Linked DNA regions of Mus musculus: regions 2 and 3 are each linked to region 1. The links are chromatin loops, found by intact Hi-C in ENCODE. Cell type or tissue: heart. All regions are shown on one strand.

What was found. Peaks named below come from ENCODE experiments on the same cell type or tissue, not always from the same donor. Only the 100,000 strongest peaks of a DNase experiment are listed, where the experiment ranks them.
Region 2: a loop joins it to region 1, with 4 times the contacts of the local background. A loop is called at or near these places in 5 of 42 quality-filtered maps.
Region 3: a loop joins it to region 1, with 4 times the contacts of the local background. A loop is called at or near these places in 22 of 42 quality-filtered maps.

What each region holds. Positions count from the first base shown.
Region 1 is chr10:77,508,762-77,511,261 of GRCm38, forward strand. The region is part of intron 2 of Fam207a (family with sequence similarity 207, member A); the gene reads right to left. Among named protein-coding and RNA genes, the nearest start is that of Fam207a, 5.8 kb to the right of the region's middle. In heart, a CTCF peak has its summit at 1,097 (motif pointing left); DNase peaks (open chromatin) are centred at 20, 1,090 and 1,930; H3K27ac peaks cover 1,115 bases.
Region 2 is chr10:77,433,437-77,435,936 of GRCm38, forward strand. No RefSeq gene overlaps it. Among named protein-coding and RNA genes, the nearest start is that of Gm51791, 2.4 kb to the left of the region's middle. In heart, no CTCF peak of the experiment used is centred here; DNase peaks (open chromatin) are centred at 1,175, 1,485 and 2,145; H3K4me3 peaks cover 843 bases; H3K27ac peaks cover 1,547 bases.
Region 3 is chr10:77,352,278-77,354,777 of GRCm38, forward strand. The region is part of intron 2 of Adarb1 (adenosine deaminase, RNA-specific, B1); the gene reads right to left. Among named protein-coding and RNA genes, the nearest start is that of Adarb1, 65 kb to the right of the region's middle. In heart, a CTCF peak has its summit at 1,297 (motif pointing left); a DNase peak (open chromatin) is centred at 1,294.

The DNA.
Region 1 (2,500 bases):
GTCAGGTGTCCCTGCTGATGCTTATCCCTTTTCATACAACTCCAAGTAGAGGCAGGGCCCTAATGGTCAAGCCTCTGCTACAGGGCTGGCTTTGTACTTACAGAGCTAAGGCCAGGCCTCTAGCAGGACACGGAGAAGGAGCCGTATCCAAGTATCCTCAAGACTCAGCATGCCAGGACCCCAAGAGCCCTATACACCAGGTCCAATCTCCTGGGGCCTAGAGATAATAGTCCCACAAGAGTTCTGGGCCGGACCACCAGCACAGAAGGGCAATTCCTGCTGGGTAGAGGTGGGCACTCAACATGGTCCACTCACTGCAGAGCACAGGAGGCACACAGGCAGTGTGGTTGGCTGGTGAGCCCACACACATATTCTACTACATGTTCTGCTACTGCGTGTTTAAACTGTTTATATGGCCTTAAAACAGGCAGCTTTAGCCTGATGAAAGTGTGGCCCGTTCTGCTATTTGGAACATGTCCCTGTCCCAATTACAGATGCAGCCTTGTTTCCTTACTAACTTAGGCCAGCTGTTAAGCTCAAGCTCTGGAAAGAGAATCTGATAGGTCATGGCACCTTATATACTAAAGCTGCAGGAAGGACAGAACCAGGCCCCGGCTGGCTCCCGGCTGGCACATACAATCACTTCCGCATCACACTCCACAACTAGGTAACTGAGGACCCAAGGAATGTCACTGGAAGGGACACACAGAAAGAGTTACTGGACCGTGTTTGTCAACATGGTGTTTGGCATCTCTACAAGATTTGTCCACCAGTATGTCAGCCTAGCACCCCACAGCTCAGCAGCCAGCACACACACAACACGGCAGCCAAGGTCAACTCATGCTGTGACTTGCTCCTAGAGCTTGTTCCCGTGACTCCCTGCTCTGTGCAAAGGCTAAGCCTGGGAGTGGAATAGAGACGGTGATGCACATCCTACTGGCTGCCATAGCTCTGACTTCACAGCAGTCTTCTAAACAATTCCTAAAGAAACTCCTCCTCTGAGGGTTCCACACACAGAAGGAAGTCGCTTGCTGAGGTCCCCTGCCCCAGGACCTAGGAAGGAAATGAGGTTCTGCTGCCCTCTGCTGGCCAGAGTCACAGAGGCCTGCTGCTCATAGGAGGGGGAGCCTGAAAACGCACATTCACACTCTGCTAAGCACAGGGGAGGTCAGGGTCTGAAAAGATACAACCAACCAATGGGGCAGGAGCCTGTCATGATGCCTGAGGAGACCATGGAGTGCACTCTGGGTTTCCTGGGGCCACCTCACCCTGCCTAGGGCTCTTAATGACCTCTTTCCCCCACGCCTCCCAGTGGCCTTTGCCCCATGATCGAGAGCGACTGGTGGGGTGGTTTCCGTGCTTCTCACAGCCTCCCCCACCTGGCTCTGCTCTCCTCCTCTGCAGGACTTGCCTCAGCCTGCCCACGGCTCGGAGCTAGAGTCCAGATGATAATCTGGAAAACGGATTGGTTTGTTTTCTGCGGTCTTCTAGTGTGCGGGCACAGAGAACTGGAAATAAAATCTAAATGTGTGCTTGCAGACTTTCTTCTCTGAACAGCACACGGTCACGTTCTAGCTTCGTGCCCAAGGTCAGCAAAGGCGGCCCCAGACAGCATACTGTGACCATCTGCCAGGCAGCAGCACGACCAGGCTCACTGTACCAGCTCAAGCCTTCTGCACACCAGGTAACACACCACGTGCAGGATGGGGGTGGGAGAAAGACTGCTTCATGCTGTCTGCCACAACTCCTTCCACACCGGCCAAATGAGCAGGCAGGGGAACCACAGGCCACTTCACGGGAGGATTGCACAGGCAAGACCCTCTATCCCATAGGACAAAGCTGAGTTTATTGGCCGGGGACAGGGTATCTCCAGACCAGCCTCACTCCTTTTCCCAGGGCAAGAGGTGAGGACACATAAGTCAGAAGCCCCACAGCACAGCTGCAGAGCCCAGCACCTCCCAGGCAGAGATCTTGTCTGCCACAGGAAGATAAGCTCAGGGAAGCAGGAAGGGGGCTGGTCCCCAAGGTACCAACAGAAAGATGAGAGCTGCCACCAGCAAAGCACTCACAGGGACACTGGCCATGCCACCTCCTGGGGCTACAAGCCTGTACATGGTATGGCAGCCCGTGTGTACATAAGACGGTCATGGCGATGTCTAGTCTCTTCAGGACCATTCATTGCACTTAGAGCTACCTCAGTTCCTGGGCTAAGTGTCGAGTTGTTTCTGAGACAGGGGCAAGAGGCACTGCAGTGACCCATACATAAAGCACCCACAGGCAGTGCGTGCGCCCCTGAAACCAGCAGGTCACTGAGATGACTATGGAGCTGTGTACGAAGTCCTCAGTAAATGTGTATTGTCCACATGGTGGGCATCGGGGACCCCAAGGCCTCAGACCCACAGAAACAGCAAAGGCTTCTGGTCCAAGTACAGTGCTTACCACTGATCAGTGAGTACAGAAACCACCAACTACACCTTCAGCCTTGCAGATGACTGCAGCG
Region 2 (2,500 bases), 75 kb before region 1:
CCTGCAGGTATACATGTGTGCTATTTGAGGGTCTGGTGCCTACAGAAGCTAGAAGAGGACATCAGATTCCCCGGAACTGGAGTTACAGATGGGAATAAATCACCCTGTGGGTGCTGGCCACCGAACCTGAGTCTTCTGCAAAAGCAACAGGTGCTCTTAACTAGTGAGCCATCACTCCAGCCTGTCACGTTTTAAAAAGCTGTTCAAAGGGGTCTTCTCTCATGTCTGTGGCCCTTTCTTTGAGCCACAGTGAGAGCACCACTTCCTGTGTGCAGGTAAGGCTCCCACTTTCTCCCAACACTTATTCATGTCTCACATCCGATCCCAAGTATGAGGGAAAGAGGTCAGTCTCATCTCCTCACGCATGCTCAGAGTACACCCCCAAGGACTCTTCCCTAGAGATGCACAACATCCTCTTTGTCCTAGGTAGATCCCAGTGCCCTTGGCCTGTTTCTGGATCCCTTCTCTATCCCAAGTCCATCTCTCCCCTCTTGTTCTGACCCAAGGCCAAGGTCATCTCTGGAAGAACTGGTGAGCTGGTACCTTTGCAGACCTTGTCACGGTTTTCTGGCTGTCTCTGAGGATCTCACAGAGTAACCCTCCTGAGTCATGGCAAGATCTATGGATGTGATGTGCAGTGGCCTTTAGCTTCTCTCCATTGCTTCTCTTCTGGAACTGAAGGAGACCTTTGGTCCTGTCCCTCTGTCTCCCTCTGATAGTCGATACTGGGCCACACCCAGCTCTCACCCTTGTGAATGGGTAAAATTCCTAGGCAAGGCCAGGAGTGACGTTTTGGGTTTTTTTGTTTTGTTTTGTTTTTTGTTTTTTTTTTTTTCCCTTGCTGCATTGTCTTGTAGCCTGTGGTATTGTTTGCATGCACAATGAGCATACTTTCCCCTCCTGTGTGGAACAGCCAAGTCACTCCCAAAGCCAGGTTTTTAAAAGCAGGAGCCACATCTCCCATAGATTTCATCGAGGAGGGGAGGGGCAGGCTTCAGTCTGCAAATTACAGCTCGGGTGCTTTAATATGCCCTAAAAATACCTCCCATTTGCATCTCCTGCCAGCCAGTGTTTAGGAGACTGTTTCACTTGAGGATTCCTGGGGCAGCGACAGGGACGGACAGGCTGTTGCTGAGGCTCCTTCCCCGGTTTCCTCTCGTTCTGCTCCAACTCCAGCGCACCTTCCAGGAAGAGAGGAAATCTTCCTGCGAGTGCAGGAAGCGAGATTAATGCTGACAAATGGAGCAGCCTCTGCCCTGCATGTCAGCTCCTGGGTTTTTGTCTTCCTTTTTATAATAAAGAAAGAGTTTCATGATTGTTTTTTTCCCCCCTCATGGCTAATTTGAGATTCCGGTTATTTAAGGAGCCAGAGATGGAAGCCGATGACTCAGCCCCTCCACGGGGAGGGATTTCCTTAAAAGACCTCTCAGTTTGTGGGAGCGTGGACCAGTGTGACTGTTCACAACTTGCTCCTCACGCCTGGAGCTGCCCGCTCAGACACCAGACCACGTGGCAAACAGCTCGCTGGGTCTAAAAATACTGTGCCTGCCCATCACAGCAGCTTCTGTTCACGGAATGGACAGAAGCCACAGCTTGTCTTCGTCTGCTGGAGGGCTCTCTGAGCATCTGGGAGCAGTGGCACTACACCTGGCTGCACAGCCTCTGGACACGCTGCTGAGCCTGACCCTGTCCAAGTCTGTCCCCTCAGCTTGTTACCCACAGCCAGCGGACCCACCCGGTGTGATGTTTCTGTCATAGCTGTCAGATGGGCTCTTTGGTCCTTTGGGAGCTGTGGACCTTGCAGAGACAATGAGTTTTTCTAGCCTGTGCTTTCTGTCCCTGGCCTGTAAGGACTCTGCACACTGCTGGGTGGATCATCTTCTGCATTTGGGAAAGACATTCTTGTGGGTGGTCCAGAGTGGGCCCGAGAATATTGGGATCAGAGAGCAAATTCCCCTGCACAGCCTTCACAGCTGATGATCACCACAGATCTGGCCCCATCGTGCTCCCCTCAGGCTGGCTGGTTACAGGCTGGCCAGTGATGCCAGATAAATAGATGGACTCCAGGACAAAATGTCCAAATGACCTTCCTTTCTGATTTGAGGCCAGTGCAGAAGGAGAAGCCACTAGGCATGATGTTCAGGGCCTAGAGAACCTCGTGGCCTGTTATGTCTCTGCCAGGGCAGCCTTTGCCTCCAGGAGAGAGCCCAATTCAGGAGCAGGAGGTAGGGCTTAAGAAGGAGTCTTTCATCAGGCAGTGGTAGTGCACGCCTTTAATCTCAGCAGGCAGAGGGCAGGGGGCAGAGGGGCAGAGGCAGAAGGGATCTCTGAGTTCAAGGCCAGCCTGGACTACAGAGCAAGTTTCGGGACAGCCAAGGCTACACAAAGAATCTCTGTCTCCGGGGGGTCAGGGGAGGTGCCTCAGACTCTCCTCGATTCTTGGACACGGACACTGTAAGGCCCCAGGATCAGATTCCACTCTGTTGCCCTACTCTAGCTC
Region 3 (2,500 bases), 160 kb before region 1:
AGAAAGGAAGTGGGCCTCAAGCTGGTTAGGGAGCTGGCCTTGAGCCCCAAGCATGCATGCTCTGCAGGCAGTGTCTAGCATCAAGCATGCATATCCTGTAGGCAGTGTCTAGGGGCAGTTAGTACCCGCCTAACTGCGAAGCCGTTAAGCAGAGATGAAAGTAGGGGTCCGTGGGCTCAGCATGTGGGATTTCCTAGGGAAAGTAGCAGCCACTCAACAGAGAGGACTGAAGCAGGACTGTTACCAGGAGTTTTCATCTGCTTCTGACCTAGTTTTAAGAATGCTGGAGGCTGGCAGGGAACAGTCAGGGGTAAGGCTTAATGGAGGAACACAAGTCAGGACTTGGGTTCGGCAGTGCAAAAAGTAGGAAGCAAGCATCCCATGGTGCTTAGAAGTTTGGCCAGGAGCTTCCTGGACAGGAAGGTAGAATCCAAAAAGAGCGTAAAGGAGAACAGAAGGGAGAGCACAGGGTGTCTGCAGGTCCACAGGAGGATGCATCTAGGCAGGGTCTGAGTCTGAAATGGAAAAGCCTACACTGGATTATAAGCTGGCGTAGATGAGGTAGGGGTATAGCAGAAAGGTCCCCAAGGAACATGCTATTTTGAGTGCTTCAGGGTCCTCACTCACCCTACCAGTCCCTACACATGTACCAGCTCACTTGAGTGGCTGTATGAAGGTGAACAGACACCCATCGATTGCTTTACAGTGATTAACACCATGCTTGTTTAAAATGGAGTTATACAGTCCATCATGTGCATAGTCCATACATTTCCATGGCATCCACCAAAAGCCTCTCCACCTCTAATGGACCAGGCTGTATATAGTGCCCATTCTCTTACTTCCCCGAATCTCCATCTGCCAGTCACATGAGGTAGCCCTGGGACAAATCCTGGGCTCACCGGGGCATGCAGACCTGCTTAGCACTGGCAGGTATGTCTCAGTTTTGGTGGTTCTCAAGCTGTCAGGACTGATGCTGCACTAAAGGGCTTGACTGAGGTGAAGAGCCATGCTAGCATGCCAACCTTCAGACTCTTGTGTCTACGTGCAACAACACTGTCCAACTACGGTGAAAGCACTGCGTTTACTCTTTAATACACCATAAAAAATAAGTGGTAACAACACATGCACCCTTCTTGGGGATAGCAAGCCCACACTTTCCATGTTAAACAGGAGGGACTGTAACTCAGTCTACTTGCTATGTCCCCGCATCCACTCAACAGCTTTGCTCATCTTGCTGCCTGCCTGCTCTCTCTGGAGTGGTCTGATAGCACCACCTGCTGTCCAGAAGACACCACTCAGCAGAGCTGCTTTAGATTCAGGGCAGATGATAGCCAGTGGGTGGAGCTGATGCTTGATACCTGAGCTGCACAGCAGATATGAACATTTCCTTCAGACAGGGCATGCTGAGGCCAGAATGAGCCAGGGTAACTATTGGGGCATGGAAGTTGACTGCAGAGGGCAAGAGGTAGTAGTGTGATGGAAACTGCATATTTTTTGGAATAGGTCAAAATCCTTCTAAGTCTCTCCTTAGACTTGTGCCCTAGCCTGGGCACTTGCACAGGCTCTCCCAGCTCCACTCTCTGTGGCTTCTAGGTTGCTGGTTCCCTTCTGTTTCACCCTACTCCTGGCTAGGGGTCCTCACAGATCTGTTAAATTACTTATTGAGACTCCTGCACTTGGTTCCACTTCATGTTGCCAACGTTCTCAGATGGCTCACGCCTCTGCTTAAGACCACTAGTGGGTACACATATTTGAGAGAAGGTGCCTGGCCTTGACTTTGTCCTTTGTACAGTCACCCTTTCTCTGGGTGGTCAATGGGCCTTGATTGTCTCTGGCCATAAAAGCCTGACAACTCTAGGGAATCAGACAGACCACATAAAGTTTGCTTCAGGCCAGAGACTAAGGAAGGGGGTCAACTGCCATGGTGGATAGCTCCCTGGGCAAAGCTTTTGTGGGTGAAGGAGATACCCAGGGTCTGCAGTATTCTAAGCTCTGCCCACTGTCTCCCATGGGACCTTGCTGGAACCAATCAGTAAGTTCAGACTCTGCCAAATCTCCAGGCCCCTTTTCAATCATGAAAAACTTAAGAGCCCCAACAGAGAAGGCAACTACTTAGAACCTCAAACTTGATGTACTTTAAAACAAGTTTTACTCAGACAAGTTAAAAACTTTAAAAGTGAAAATAATGTTAGGTCACTAACTTAAGCAGTCCCCTTCTTCTTCAACACAGACTAGCCTTGCACCTACCAAAGGATCACAAGGACTGAATCCTGGGTAGCACTGGCTCCTAATCAGAGGCTACACTATGGTCTCAGCGCTCCTTGCACAACAGGCAGTCTGTGGTGGCCCAGGGCTCTCTGCTCCAAGGTCGGTCCCGTGGTCCTACCCAACTCTCCTTGCAGTTGGGCCCATCCACAGGGCAGGCACATTTTCTGGGTAAAAGAACAAATACGTAGAGTGTAAAAAGTACTCTTTAGAATGGTGCCCCCTATAGCAACAG